2 separate regions of the Homo sapiens genome follow, and region 2 is linked to region 1. Evidence: chromatin loops called from intact Hi-C (ENCODE). Cell type or tissue: A673. All regions are shown on one strand. Links, peaks and the distances in the headings refer to the core of each region. The heading gives the core; the rest is flanking DNA.

The links. Hi-C counts contacts between places; a loop is a spot of excess contacts. Peaks named below come from ENCODE experiments on the same cell type or tissue, not always from the same donor. Only the 100,000 strongest peaks of a DNase experiment are listed, where the experiment ranks them.
Region 2: it touches region 1 in a loop (2.0-fold over the local background); 1 of 110 quality-filtered maps calls a loop at or near these places.

Annotation. Positions count from the first base shown.
Region 1 is chr2:4,650,714-4,659,016 of GRCh38, forward strand. LINC01249 (long intergenic non-protein coding RNA 1249) reads right to left here and starts at 5,509. Exons shown (of 5, transcript NR_034134.1): 1 at 5,453-5,509; 2 at 1,800-1,860; 3 at 600-816. In A673, for the core only: no CTCF peak of the experiment used is centred there; DNase peaks (open chromatin) are centred at 3,458 and 4,308; H3K27ac peaks cover 3,578 bases.
Region 2 is chr2:4,741,897-4,750,199 of GRCh38, forward strand. No RefSeq gene overlaps it. Among named protein-coding and RNA genes, the nearest start is that of LINC01249, 90 kb to the left of the region's middle. In A673, for the core only: no CTCF peak of the experiment used is centred there; DNase peaks (open chromatin) are centred at 3,395 and 3,825; H3K4me3 peaks cover 846 bases; H3K27ac peaks cover 2,735 bases.

The DNA.
Region 1 (8,303 bases), core at 1,758-5,757:
TTACAGGAACTAGGAGTGACTGATGAGTAGACGTTTGTGTGCAGGCATATGGCCATTGTTTGTCAGTTACCTTTCGGATTAGAATCCCACACAAGCCTTCCTGAGATCCTTCATTAGAAAATATACAGAAAACATACATACTACTTTTGGTGTATTACTGTATAAAAATAGACATTTATTTAATGGTGTGTGCTTCTCTTCTATTTATCTTACAGATGTAATTTGCAGTGAATAATAACCTGGATATAGAACAGGAGGAAGCATCTCCGAAGGCAGAGGCAGACAGGCAGTTTGGACAGGACGTGCAAATTGTTCCTTACACCACACCAAACTGCAAACTGCAATGCTTTTTTTTTTTTTTTTTTTTTAAGACAGAGTCTCACTGTGTTGCCCAGGCTGGAATGTAGTGGCACAATCTTGACTCACTGCAACCCCTGCCTCCTGGGTTCAAGAGATTCTCATGCTTCAGCCTCCCAAGTAGCTGGAATTACAAGCGTCTGCCACCACGCTGGGATAATTTTGGTATTTTTAATAGAGACAGGATTTCATCATGTTGGCCAGGCTGGTCTCGAACTCCTGACTTCAGATGATCCACCTACCTTGGCCTCCCAAAGAGCTGGGATTACAGGCGTGATCCACTGTGCCCAGACTACGGCAATGCATTTTTGGTGCAGGTCACCCTCGAGTGCTTTTTGGTGTGAGCAGCACATGGACAAAGCTGCCGAAGGGCAGGAGTCCCTGGGTTTCTCTTGGGGGCCGGTTGCTCTCGGAAGTTCCTCTCCTTCACTCTCTAAATAGCTGGTTTGTCCAACATTCCTGTTTGAAAAACATCCAGTGAACTATGACTTTGAACAAGAAACATTACACTTCAGTCCCATCAGTCTAAGAAGTAGTGAAGAATTAAATCTTTCCACCTACAGGGTATGTGAGGTGGTCAGGAAGATAATGAGGATAATTCTCAAACAACTTTTCTGCCTTCGAATTGCCCGAGGAAGTCATTTTTTCTCATTTCTGCCTCTTTCTAGTTTTTTTCTCATGAGATAAGTGTGACAAGATGGACTCATGAATAGGAGAAGCTGAGAGTCATTTATTGCCTCAAGTCTCTGGACTGTTTTAAGAAATGAGAAACCAACTTCACTTAAAAACTAATACAAGTCTAAACATTCTCAGATCTTTTTAGTAACTATGTAAATTTTAAGTCGATTGGTTTATGTACTGGACTGACTCATTTTTTAAGGGGGAGGAAAAGGTTCAGGTGCAGAAGTCCTGGCTTCTACCATGCCAATGGGGACTAGCACCAGCAGTAAATAAGGGAGTGTTATGTGACCTAATGCCAGCAGGTAACCTTCATTTGCTGTTGCTAGACTATTTAACATATTCTAATTTATATCTGTAATTTACTTCGGCTTCGCTCTAGAGAGTTTTTGGCTCCTCATTAGTCCTGGAGTGACTGAAGCAATATACATGTTCCCTGAAGAAGGGTCCTACCTAGTTCTTTTCCATCACTCTATCTCCTTGGCTATCTTCTGTCTACAGTACCCTGTTTCTGTGGCTCCTTTACAAACTTTCTCTTAAGTTAAAATCTCCTATGTACTTAAACACAATTACCACATCCCTCCCTTCCATCCAGAAATTGCTTTATGAACTAATGAGCACACTAAAAATTGCAGGCAAATGACTAGCTATAGGAAGCAGCTCAAAATATTTTAATTATTCTTGGTTATAATAAAATCAACATTCATTGACACCTTACTTGTTTCCAACCATCAGATATTTGTTATCTCATTTTATTTTCACACCTGAATGAAGTAGGGCACATATTCCACACTCCATAGATGGAAAAGATGAGGCAGTTGCTACCTGGAAAATGAAAGGATTGGATTTTATTTTCTATCAGTACCCAAGGGATTTCTAATCCAAGATCAAATTCTAAATATAGAAATTTACAAAATAAATCTTCTGCTAGAATATATAATTCTAAATATAAAATACTGTGGAATGTTGGAGCTTGACATCTTACCTGTCTCCTAACTAAAAGAAAAAAAATGTAGAAGAAACAAGAGAGAAAATATAGGGATAAGTGGTTCGCCCACAGCCAGTTAGGTAGAAACCAGAGTCTAAATTCTGAGCTGCTCATCTCTCAGATTTTTTGCAACTGAAGAGTCTGGAAATTTTATGGCCAATTTCATTCATCTTCTGAATGTATCTTTAGCTTTATGGTTGGTCTGAGGAGCAGTCTCTTTGGGTAATTCGTACCTGGGCCAGGGTGCAGAAGTTCAGGGCTGCTGTGCCCCTCGTGAATGAACCTCACACAGCTGAAGCTTAAAATCCTGAAGAGAGAGCTCCCGTGAGTCCTGCCTCTGTCTTTCTCACTCATCCCCTTTGCTGGCCTTGAAACAGATTTAAAGAGCCCTTATGTTGACTGAAATAGGATAGGAAACGGCCAGCCACTTGACCTGAGAAAGAATACCACACTAATAGAAGCTGACTCCTCTGCACAAACATTATTTCTCTATGTGATATGGTTTAGCAGAGTTTGTCTCCAGTGTCTAAATGGACCCTGAATGTAATGCTGGTGTGTGTGTGTGTGTGTGTATGTGTGTGTGTGTATGTGTGTTGGGGGTGGGGTCAAGGGAAGAGAGAGAAAAAAAAAGTTTCTGTATTCCTGTTCTCTGGATGGATTTTTTAAAATTTGCTCTTTGGGAATGAGGAAAAACAATCCCACAACAGTAATACTCCTTGGGCTCCATAACTATAAATGCAAAGGATTTCACCAGTGTCTTTATTAGTCATTATTCCCCGCTGTGACAAAACCTCTCTGTCTACCTCCAGCAGAAAACGCATTTATCAAAGGCTGTTAAAAGGCATTAGGTGTACAGATTTGTTGCCTCTAGGTTCAGCCTTGGAAGCCCAAATGCTCTCTCCTCAGCCTCCACTCCCACCCCAATGGCCTCATTGCTGTGGCTGAAAGCTAAAAGCCAGGGCTCTACCTGGCTGCAGCCACACCACCAGTGTCTACGCCACCTCTGCACCAGAAACTTAAAATCACAACCTACTGGCAATCCACCTTGCCCCAGCCCTGCCACTATTTCTGGATACTCCCAAGTTTGTCCCAACAGAAGAGGCGGAAACTTCCCCAAATGGTTCTCACAGCTGGCTGAGCATGGGAATCACCCATCCAGTTCTCTAGCCGGGGGTCCTGTCTCCTCAGGGTCTCTGATCATTAGTCAGATTTGGAACCACTGCACAGGTGCTACCCTTGAGGTTCCTTGCAGCGATGAAAATCATCTGGGCTGCCAGAAAACCAGGAGCTAACACCGATCTCCAATTCCATGGCTCCTGTGAAGCATGGCTCATATTAGCATTCATTTTTAAGGTAAAGGAGCTGTGAAACAGTTCAGTTGGAAAAAAGACCCATGTAGCAATCACTGCAGAGCCCCTGCTGCTCTACTTCCTGCAAAGCTGAACATGCATGCTTAAAAAACAGGAAGGACTGGTCAGGCATGAAGACACTGCAGAAATCTGAGCAACACAGAAACAGGTTCTGACTTCTGCCCAGAGAACCTACACTCCAGAATGTCTTTATTTGGCTGTATGTGTAAATTGAACCCATCATTGAGAGTCTAAATGTTTTAAAAGAAAGTAAGATGGGAAAAGGAAAATTACTTGATTCTTCAGTGCAATTATTTTAAATTTAGTAATTCCCATTCAGGCAAACATTCTGCATGCCCAGGTGAAAGATGTGTGTGTCTGTCCGATCCCTCACTTGTTCATCTTTCTATACGAAACCGGACATTTGTATGTACTCATGATGAACAAAATACAAGTTTTACAGTAGTTTAATATAAGGAAGCTTTGACAAAAATAATTATGTTGATGCTGGCATTATTTATACTTTCCTTCTTCCCTGTCCCCCGACAATTGTCTAAATGGTGAAAGCTAAAAGTAAGGAGATTTAGAAAATACAAAAACCATTAGAGATAATGACACAAACAAGCGAGAAAGAGAGAAAAATGTCACATCAAATCTTTTCACCTAAAATCAAGACAAGTAACATTTAGACAAATATCTTATTTTTAATTATATATGAGCAAATATGTGTGTCATAAAGTGCTATATACATTGCTGTATTAACATTGTATTATAGTTATTTTCCACACCATTAAGTATTTTTTAATCGACAACATTTTAGGCAATTGCACTATTCGTTTATATGGATATACCATTGTTACTTTATCGAGACATATGGGTCACAGCTTGTGGGGGTTTCCTGTTTGGGCTGGTAAGCTTCTTATGTCTAAGTACTTGCACAAGAATCATGACTTTAACAAATAGACTTACTGAAGCTAAAATCAGGAGGTTTTAAAAATTCCTGCTAATTATTAACAAATGAGAGTCAGAGGAAGATGCAGTAATACATATCCAGTAGAAACAGCTATAGCCCAAATGCTTGCGGGCCGTCATCACTACCATCTCACTCAATTAAAACTAAAGAAGAAAACCTGTAACTTTGCATCAGTTAGTACTGATGTAATCCTAGCATTGGTACATCTTTTATGCTTATTACAAAATACTATGAACTTGCTTATTAGTCATCTATGAATATCATTTTGTCATTGTATTGTATTTTATTGATCTTATCTTTACATTCATTGTATGTTATTTATAATTTTGATCTATTTACCAATTAATTTATCAGTCACAGTTGCAGCAATACATTCGAGTGTTCATTTAGAAATCTAAATGTCTCCTTTGCTGCTACTATAACATGATATCATCTCTTGATTTTAGGCTTAGAAAATCTCACCCTGCTCACACACATTTAAAAGAAAAACATGAAATATTGCGCGCACACACATTTCAAAAGCACAATATTAAAACAAGCGTCCTATGTGCTCTACACAGCTGAGGAAACGGAATCATATTAGTAGTATCGACCAATCACATCCATCATTCTGCTCCAACAGCTAAACCATTATAATCAATTTTCTGCTTAGGATTCTCTTAATATTAGCTTCGGTTGTAAAATATATGCATAATTCTCTAGACAATATGTTGGTTTATTTTGCTCATTTAAAACATTTATGTATATGAATCCTCTTCAGTTTTTCATGCCTTTGTTTTCCAAATATGATACATTTTAGTTTCACTTATGTTTATGTATATGGTTGTGGTTTTTACATTTTCATTGCTATATACGTCATTTTACATATGTATAGCGCAGTTTAATTATATATTCTAATGTTGAGGAATACTTTATTCTTTTCAATATGTTTCTATTATAAAACATGTTGCTATAAACACTGTATCAACCAGGAGAGAAACATTGCCAGTAGTGTGAACATTTCATGTGAAGAATTGTTAACTAGTAAGACCTACTCTTAACTACTATAAGGAATGAAAGAGCGTGCTAAGGAGTACAAAAGTAGCAAACACAGAAAGCAGCAACTACCTCAGAGGACGAGGAACAAGGAAGAACCAGGCTGAGACCCCCGCCTCTTTGGAGAAGGCTTTACTGCGCAGGAGCAGTACCTGCTGGGAGAAGGGACTTGCTGGAAGACGTGGGTAGAGCCGGTCCATTGGTCCAGTGCACCAAGAAGTCAAGAAGTTTTCAGGGGCTCAGGATGCAGCTGGCCCATCAGAGTCACAGAGATTAATGCTACTGAGCCTCTTGCACACCAACTTGCTGGCTGCCATGCTACAAGCAGCACAAAAGCACCAAAAAAAGGGAGCACCTCTCCCCTGCGACTGTTTTACAGTGCCCCACCTAGCTCTGTCTAGAGACAGAGCCTCACTTTGAGACAGCAGCTAGAGAACTGTTCACAGGGCCCATCTCCATATCACAAAGCAGGGTCAAGAATGGCGGTCTCAGAGCTGGGTGGCAATAACTCATAACAGACGCAAATCTCTTCATGTTAATCTAGTGCTCCTAAACAGGAGGTTCCAGGACACATGCCTGGGAGAAGAGGTACTTGGTCAAAGCATGTGTGCATGTCATCATTTTTAAGAAATGCTAAATTACTGTCCAAAATTATTTTACCATTTTATATTACCATATGTGAAATGCTAAATCACTGTGGCTTTAATTTTCATGTTTATGATGACTAAGGTCCCGTTTATTTTCATGTTTTTATGGACATTTCTATTTTCCCTTCTGTACAATGATGGCTTATGTTTTTTGCTCATTTTCCTAATGTGTGTGTGTGTGTGCACGCGTGTGCACGTTTGTCCTTTTTAATTGGTTTTATCAGTTTTTTATGTAACATGTTTATATATTATGAACTCTTTTGGGTTATATGTTTTGCAAATATCTTCTCCCAGTGGTTAATGTCTTCATGGTGCCTTTTGTTTAATATAATTTATTAATTTTATGTAAACCAAGTTAACAATATTTGTTTTCCTTTTAGTTTGGGCATCACAGACTTGTTTATGAACTCCTTTATTTGGGAAACTAAATATTCTGCCACTTTTTCCTACCATTTTTTAAATTTTTGACTTTGCATTCAAATCTGTAATCCATGTGGGTTTAATTTTTTTGGGAGATAGGTACATAGAATAAGTATATATTTTACTTTACAAAATAAATATGAATTAGTTGCTCTAGCACCATTTATTGAAGACGGTTTTGTACTGGCTTATGTACAATAAAACTAGTTTTTTCATAAATACAGGTTTTTATTATTTTAGGGCCATTTATTCTGTTTCTTTCTGTTCTGATCTATTTATATCAGTCAGTACCAGCCTATACCATCCTAAATATTGTAGATTTATATTAACTAATAATGTCAGGAAGAATGATTCTCTCCATCTGCTCCTTTCTCAACAATATACTGGCAATTTTTGAAATTCTATATAATTTGAGAATGTACTTGTCAAATTCCATGAAAAACTGAATTCTTGAAACAAGGTTTGGGAAGAGTTGAAGTTTTTACAAGGAGTCCTTCAATCCATGAATCTAATACATTTCTACATTGATTTGAGTCTTACTTAATTACTTTGAATAAAGGCTCATTTTTTTTCCAAAAGGTTTGAATCTACTGGTGGCATCCTTCTGCTTGTGCATGCTTTCGTATTTTAACAGTGGTATTTTCTAAATGCTGTAGTCCATGTGTGGAAACGCAGCTGATTTTTCATGAGGATTTCATAACTAGTCTGATTGTGGTGTAAAAGCTAAAACCAGGGCCATCTGGGGAAACCAGGAGGGCCTCCCCTGGCCTGACCGCAAGTCCCTCGCCTCAGTTTGCTTCAGTGGTTCCGCCCCCTACTCAAGCCACTCTTCTCACAAATAGGGTCAGGTTTGCGCCCTGCTTGCCCCTGTATAGAGGGCTTCAGCTCTCTGCCAGCCTGCAGAATTATTCAAAAAAATCCAGTCATGACATCCCATGGGAACCAGGGCACCACGCCCTCTTATTACTGTAAAGCGGCCTCCCATGGCCCTGCTGCTCCTGCTGTTTCCACGTGCAGCCCCTGTGGCTTCACATAGCGTGAGGTCTTCCACTCCTGGGCTGTCTGCTGATTTTTTTCTTTTGCTGTGCAGAAGCTTTTGGTTTAATTAGGTCTCATTTATTTATTTTTGTTTTTGTTGCATTTGCTTTTGGGGTCTTAGTCATAAGTTCTTTGCCTAGGCCAATGTCCAGGAGGGTTTTTTTCTAGGTTTTCTTCTAGAATTTGTATGGTTTCAGGCCTTAGATGTAAGTGCTTAATCCATCTTGGGTTAATTTTCATATGTGGTGAAAGGAATCCAGTTTCATTCTTCTACATGTGCCTATCCAATTTTCCCAGAACCATTTCTTGAACAGGGTGTTCTTTCCCCAGTTAAAAAAACAAAACAAAACAACAACAACAAAAACAAACAAAAAACCTTGTGTTTTCTAAAATGCAGATCTCTGATCCAAAACACATTGAAGAAAAATAGAGATGTCCTCTCCAAATTTTCTAACATAGTTGCTTTCCATCCTAAAATGGCTGTATTGCTCAAATCCAGAGGCATTTCCTAGATTTTTTGTCCATCTCTAAACAAAGTGTCTTTCAGGGGCCATATTGTCTTCCTGACACCTTGGAGTCAGACAAAGATGAACAGTGCCTCCATGTTTGGTAGCTCTCACTACATTTTTGATGTTTGATGACTGACAGCTTCTAAGTCTCACCCCCCTCTCCCCTTTGTGTCCCACAACTGGGCAAGTTGATAAGAAAACTTCGGTGTTCCTTTCTTTGATGCCAGCAGAAAATTCAAGCAACACAAGCCCCTTCACATACATGGGAAGCCCATGGCCTCAGGCAATGAACACAGTGGCCTCAGGCTT
Region 2 (8,303 bases), core at 2,299-6,298, 92 kb after region 1:
ACATAATCTATGGTACCAATTCTATGACATTCTAAAGAAGAAAAGACTATAGACACAGTAAACTCATGAGTGGTAGTCAGATGTTCAAGGTAAGAAGAGAGGGATAATAAATAGGTGGAACATCAGGGATTTTTCAAGAGGGAGAACTATTTTATATGATTGTGTAATTGTGGATACATAATATTATACATTTGTCAAAATATATAGAACTTTATATGGTACAAAGAGTGAACCTTATTGTATACAAATTAGAATAACAATAAAGGTTTGAGACATTCCAGGAAGAAATGCAGATTGTGATAAGAGAATCTAATGCTATTACAAACACATAAAACAATCTCAGTGAAGGAGGTATTGGGGAAAGGTGCTGGCCTACATGACTTTGGAAATGAGTGGAGTTTATAACAGTAATAGCAAAAGGAATGACACGTCAGCACTGTATTCTAGTTGATTGAATTGTTTCCCACAGGGGTACTGGATAACAATTCCCATACTGCTATTACTGTACACTTATTGAACAATTCAGTAAATGGATGGCAGATGGTAAGAGCTAGATTTCTCACTGTTGGAGTGGGAATTTATAGATACACAAAGGGAGGAGACTAGAAAGATACATGTGATAATGGATTAAAGATGGAGACACCAGTAATAACTGGTGTTTAGATTAATATAGTTACAGATGTTTATCTATGGAAATGTGTGTGTGTGTGTGTGTGTGTGTGTGTGTGTGTGTGTGTGTATGTACAGGTTAGTATATATATTTCTTTCTTTGCCCACCCTGACAAACTAAACAAAACAACACTTCATTAGCAATGAGCACACCTAGTACCCAGATCTTGGCTTCTAATACCATTCTCCAATAACAACAACAACAAAAAAAGAGGCGTTTGAAAAAATGCCTGATTCTAAGACTGAGAAAAAAAATATGTAAGATGAGCCTGAAGCATGTAATAGTTCCAGAAATATGGCGTGTTCAAAAAGAACAGCAGCAACCACTTTGATGTAAGTCAGTCAAAGGAGCACGGGAACCCCCTGAAAGTGCTCCCATGAGACAAAACTAGAACCATTTGCGCAAAAAGCGAAGTACTGAATTATAACTCAAAGTACAAAATAAATATCATAATCCATACTGATATCAGTGGGACTTAATAGATAAGTGGGAAAAAGAGATGAGTTTCCCATGGAGAAGAATTACAAATAATTGATATAGTCTGTCGTCCACGAGGGAGAACATAACTCTTCACTTTTCAAGTGCAGAGGACACATGGAGTCTTCCTTCCAAAGTTCAATGTGGAAAATAGAGTGGAGAGGAGAATTAGTAATTTTACAATGAGAAAGCCTGACAGGCACTACATTAGCCAAGTGTTCAAAGTCAACATCAACAGTCATGAATCATACTGGTATTATGTGTCCTTCATGTGATGAAAATGACACTCTCTGTAATCTTCCTACCCAAGCCTCATAACCCCAGTCTAACCACGAGTAAAATAGCAGACAAATCCCAATGGAAAGAAATTCTACGCTGTCTCTGACCTATATTTCTCACAACTGTGAAGGACATGAAAACAAGAAAAAGCGTGAGAAACTATCACAGCCAGAAGGAACATAAGGAGACATCCTGACTAGATGCATTGTATTATGCTTAATGGAACCCTGGAACAGAAAAAGGACATTAGGTGAAGACTGAAGAGATCCAAATAGGCTCTGGACTTTAGTTAATAACAATCTAACAATAGTATTTCATTAATTATAGGAAATGTACCATAATGCAAGATGTTAATAAAGGAGACACTCTGTGTTTGACTACATGAGAACTCTCTGTACTACCCTCTCAGTTTTTCTGTAAATCTAAACTTTTCTAAAAATAAAACCTACTAAGAAACAATCACAAAATAGCCATGCTAAAGGACTTTATATGGCAGCTTATTTCACCACTGTCTCATTTATTCCAACTATGTCTCAGTTTTCTTTACTTTTAAACTTCAATAATTATTTCATAGGGCTGTTGGGAGGATTAAAATCTCACAGTGCAGTTCCTGGCACAAAGTAGAAGGCCAATAATTATTTCTACGCTTCCATGGCTAAAAACATTTTAGAGTTGTGGTGTTAGAATTGCCATCAGAGCCATATAGAAAAAATCAGTTTCATAAATTACGCTAAGATCAAGATTTGAACCAAATGGTACTTGAAAAGCATGATCATATATTAATTTGATTTACATGTTAATTTATTTTTATTATTTTCAAATACTAAATTTGCCACAATTAAAATGAATCAATGTATTTTAAAACAACTGCCTTGGAAACATTGACAGGAATCTAAACCACTACATGAGACGTATTAATAACATATATTTTGGAGTTGGGAAGATCTGAATTCAAATAAAACTATGTTTCTTAGCATCTTGTGCTTTTTGACTAAGTTATTTATCTTCTCTAAGCCTCAGGGATTTTTTAAAATCTTAAAACAAAGATAATTTTTGCAGCATTTTGTGAAAAGTAAATGCAGTAGTGCTCATTAGGCAGTTAGCACGGTCCTTGGCACATGGTAAAGCCATAATATGCTATTATTATTATTCTTATGTTAGCTTACAGATCGTATTTTTCCATTAAATATTTTACAATTACAAAAATATAAAATTATTATATAGTACAAATATGTTAACTAAAGTGAAGGGCTGTGGTATGATTTTTAAAAAAATTTCTAAAGTAGATAATAATTATGAAACTAGAACTGGACACAGGTTTTCTTTCTTTCAGACAGGTGATCTATTAAAAAAATATAATTATTTATGTTTCCAAAATATTGGTAGAACAAATGTAGACAGAACCAACATTATTTCTTTTTTATATCTTCATGTTGCTTTTTATAAAGAGCTCAGAAATTATGTTATCTCAGTAATGATGAAGAAACCACACATATGGTTTCTTCTTTACGTACATTTTGGAATTAGTTTCCTGCAATCTCAACTTTACTATATTCACAAAATAATAAATGAGAGAAAGAGATGTGAATACATCTGGCTCCGCAAAGCCCCTTTTCTGATAAACTCCATGTCCAATGGAACAGAAATATCACCAATCAAGGAGGGGTTTTTGTAAATTTTTAACATTTTAGCAATATTGACTTATAATCACCATTCATCAACACTAACAGATCAGAGTGCATGAATTATATTATATGCCTTTTTCTGTATCTGCATAACTCTGGTTAACTGATTTCACAACCTTTTAAACACAAATCTTAAAACATTTTATAGCAAAACAACTAGGCTTGACGTTACACAATGTAACAGGTCTTTGTAGTAAGTAAATAGGGTGGTAAGTGGTTACATATGGCAGCCCATTCAAAACTGGAACTGCTCATCCCATTTGATGTTATTCACTTTGTTTTATAATGTGTATTCTTGCTAACAGTGTGTGACTGGATCTTTTTTGGTTTCAGTATTTTCGCTTGGGATTAGAGCTTTCATATTTCATAGACAAATCTAAGAAACAACTATATCGCTATCATGAAATCTTTTTCTTCCCCAGGGAAAGTCTCCCACCATTGACTCAGCCATATAATTCACTAAACATCAGTTGTCCAAGCACTGTTGGTTAAAAATTATTTTTACATTGTATGTAAACTTGAAAATTTAAGCCAAAATGAGAGAGAGAGTGAGAGAGAGCAAGAGAGAGAGAAGATAATGTCTTCCAGATGACGGCTTTCTGGATGAAACTTGAAGCCTGAAGCAAGAGAAAATTTTCATTACCATTCAGATTACATGTCATTTTGATTCACACTCCCTAAGCAAGCTAATTTGGTCGGCAGCCAACCTTCTCGCAGTGTGATGACAACACAACAAGCTTCACCGCCTTCCTTTCAGTGCTAATGATTCCTTGAGTGACAGCCATGGTCTCAGAGCTCCGCGTGACACCTCACCCTGCCGCGCCTGCAATGTCAGAGCTGCTGCTGTCCTGGGCTCCTGCTCATGGTCCTGGCAAGGACAGCCTGTGACTTCAGGAACATGCCAGCTGCCGTCACCCCACCCACCTGCATACCTATACACACACAGGGGCCCCTGGTGCTCACCTCTCCACACTGCATGTTCTCAGGACAATATCACTGGGATGAAATAAACTGTGGTAGTAACTGGGTGCCTCTGAGGACCTCTCCCCTCTCCCCTCGGGGCAAGGGAGCTCAGCCATCTTCTCACCATGGACTCACGCAAGCCATGAATTCTTTGTTGTGCTATAAGCGATTATGTTAGGTTCGAATGTCACCCTTTTTAAAATTTATTTTTATTTTTAATTTTCATTTACTCTGTTTTGAAAAATATCTTTTTCAATAGATATATTTTTTCTCAAAAATCAAAATATTGTGTTGACTTGTTTGTTTTCATATTTAAGGTAGGCAAACACCCTTGTCCCAAAGTCCTGCTACCTGATAGTGTTTGGAGTTATGAGAAGAACAATGACCTTTATTTCCATTCTAGAAAGGAGTCTGTCAATGCTTGTTTGGGGTGGGAACATAAACACTAAGATATGATGTGTACGAGGTGGACGTCATGTTCGAATTCCCTATGGTATTCCCAGTGAAAGAACGCCTGCACGTGAGAGTGTTCCACAGCCATTGGATGAGTGAACGAAAGAAGGAAGGTGACTATCTCCTTGTGAATGTGGCTATCTCGTTATGAATGTGGCTGTTTCATTTCTGGCTGGGAGTTACCAGAATCACTTGCAAGTTCAGAAAGCATGCTTGTCGCTTGGTCTGTGACTTCTTCACTGAATCCCTGTTCATCCACTCACCGAGATATGAACCTTGCCTTCAAATAATGGAATATTAAAAGGAGTTTTTACCCAGACACTAGTTCTCTTGCCCTATAACAAGCCCCAGTTTGTGTCTGAATTCATTTATTCACTTCCTGGAAGGCTAAGGGTCCCAACAGCGTGGAAGTCACAGTGCTGGGATACTGGCTACACAGGTGGGCACAGGTGAGCAGGGTAGGCCTCTGGTGTTCTGGGACTTTGCATCTAATCAAAGATATTGAAAAGCTCATTATGGTTTGAAGGTGTTAGGGCAGAGGAATGTCTAATCTGAAGTATGAGAAATTAAGTGTTGGTCAGAGAGGTAGGTGTGGAAGGCTGGGGTGGAGCCGCCTGCCTCCTCCCAGAAGCTGTTCATGGAAGACCTTCACTCCCATGACCTTGCAGAGCATCTGTTTCTCTGCAATCAAATTTGAGATTCTGGGTAGCAAAGAACACGCACAAATACATGATTTACTAATGAAAATAATTCTACTCTTTTTCTATAAGTCAGTGGTATATATCAGTGATCTGGTGTAGGAAATTAGATGGGTATGTATTGATAGAAAGCAAAATCTACTAAGGGGGTATTGTTGGTCCAGTTTCTAAGAAGTTATGACATATTTTATGTAAATATTCTTTTTTACTCCCACCATGGTGATTTAGTAGTTAGTTCTCTATTTTTCTCATTTTTTAGGATGAATATGTAAGAGGGAATTGAGATTGGGGAGGAGAGAATAATACCTTTCCCATTAGAAATGTTTTTCTTTGGCTGGGTGCTGTGGCTCATGCCTGTAATCCCAGCACTTTGGGAGGCCAAGGAGAGTGGATCACTCGAGGTCAGGAGTTCAAGGCCAGCCTGGCCAATATGGTGAATCCCTGTCTTCACTAAAACATACAAAAATTAGCCAGGCGTGGCGGTGCATGCCTGTAGTCCCAGCTACTCGGGAGCCTGAGGCAGGAGAATAACTTGAACTTGGGAGGCAGAGGTTGCAGTGAGCCAAGATCATGCCACTGCACTGCAACCTAGGTGACAGAGCGAGACTCCATCTCAAAAAAAAAAAAGAAAAAAAAATAGAAATGTTTTTCTTTTCTTTTTTTTTAGATGGAGTTTTGCTCTTGTTACCCGGGCTGAAATGGCACGATCTTGGTTCACTGCAATCTCTGCTTCCCAGGTCCAAGCAATGATTCTCCTGCCCCAGCCTCCCAAGTAGCTGGGATTACAGGTGCCCTCCACCATGCCCAGCTAATTTTTGTAATTTTTGTAGACACAGGGTTTCACCGTGTTGGTCAGGCTGGTCTCGAACTCTGACCCCAGGTGATCCACCCGCCTCGGCCTCCCAAAGTGCTGGGATTACAGGCCTGAGCCACCACGCCTGGCCTTTTTTTTTTTTTCTTTTAGCTTATGGGAAAATATGGAAAAATATGGAAAGACTAATTTATTTGGAATCAAAATAATTACAGCCAACCACTGATCCACAATTTATTAGATTGCTTAAATTTTTGTCCTTGCTAAAACTTTATATTCACATCTGTAAAATGGTAACAACAATAATGCCTATTTATAGAGACGCTTTTAGGATTACATAAGCTGATTTGAGCACTCGGTATGTTATTAAACACTAAACATAATTCATTTTTGTCTTCAAATCATGTAATGTTCCTGTCATTACACAGTTAAAGAAAGACGTATTGGAATTAAAATTAAGAGCTGTTTTCCTCAATGTATATTTTATTACAATTTCCCCAAGGTGAAGCTATTTAAAAAATGTCTATAATGTTTTTAAGTCAAATGTTACAATACAGAGGAGAAGATCAGTGGATGCAGAGAAGTCTGAACATTGTGGACATTAGAGCTTTTAATACATTCCCAATCTTGGTGTTTTCCAAATGCATCAATAGTTTACAAGAGTTTGTGAGGGACAAGGATAATTAACTTGCAGGATAAACAAATTTATTTTGGTTCAGGGCCACAACATACAAATGGCTAGCTCACACAATGTGAAAATTTAAGTTCAAGCAATGCTCCACAGGAGCACCTCTGTGGAAGTTTGACTTTAGTACTTTTGAGGGTTTTTCTAAGACTTTTCTCTTGTATCCACTACCCTTCTAAGACGTAGCTTCAAAGGCAATGATGACATTTAACCTTCATATTCAAGGGGATGTTTCCTGTTTTATATGTTTACTTAAACTGATGACTAGGAAGCATTTGTTTGTGCATGTGTAGACGTAGTCTAGATCCAGAAAGAGAAAATTAAGATGGCTGCAGGAAGAAACATGAGACCATAGTAATGAGAATGGTCTTCAAATATAGAGAAGATAAAATGTGTTCTCTAGGATTTCAAAGGGTGAATGTTAGAAAACATTCTTTTAATGTAAAGAATTACTTTAGAAAAAAGGACAGTTTTCCGAAATTGAATTAGATGGTTGCAGTGGTAAGTTACAAGGTGTTACAACTCTTGGAGAGCAGACCAGCTCCCAGCTCTTACAAAGGGCATCCAATTCTGGGTCCATATATCAGGCAGGGCTACGATTTAAAGTGTTCTCAATCTAGTTTAAGGATGCCTTGCTCCCAGCCGCAAAGATTCAGATTCTCCTGCTCCGGGTTAGGGCCTCACTGTGTTTAGTTCTAAACAATGATTAGAATAAGCTTCCCAGGTCATTCTAATGTGCACTCAAGATTGAGCACACCTACGTTAGTTGATTTCTAGAACTGTTTCTCATTGGATGAATCTGGGGTTTTTTGTGGGCACTTGCATGAATCTAGGTTAAAACAATTGAACATAGTTGGGTATCAATCTGGGCTGTCCACACGGCAAAGCAGTCCTAATGCAAAACACTGGCATTGATTGATAGATTTTTAATAGAGGGTGGATTTGTGCTTTGATCATTACTGCTCTATTCAGGAGACAAGTCAAAGCGAAGTCCTCTGGTCTCTGCCTCAAATAGAGACAGAGACTGACAGTTCTGGGCCTCCCAACTTCCCCAGGAAGATGATCTTCATAGAACAGTGCCAGCAACACTGCCCCAGTAACTGTGACAGAGAAAAGGTTATGAGATGCATTCACTTACTCAGTGTACTGAAGGACTGCAGAAGCCAGAATGGATTTCATTAAAACTACCCCATTCCCAGAGCCTGTTAGCAGCAACTAGGAAACATCATTCTCAACACAGTGGGGAAAATCCTGTCATTTTGTGGTGGAAGCAAGATGTGAATTTTGACATCTCCAGTGGCCGTGTGTGTCTGTGTGTGTGTGTTTGTTACAACCTCATTTCTCTGTAACTGTGTTTCCCAGACTTCATGACACCAGGTCTTGGCATAATCCCCACCCTCCCTGAACATTTGTTTCAACTGAGAATTAGGCGTTTTATTTTCTAGATCCTTATTGTCGTTTTTTGGATGTAAATTTGCATTAAGCTATTTCTGTGTAAATAGAATTTTGACATAATAGGAGCACCAGCAAGGACTGGCGTTGCTGCTGGCACATCATTTCAAATCCATCTATCCTACACTGT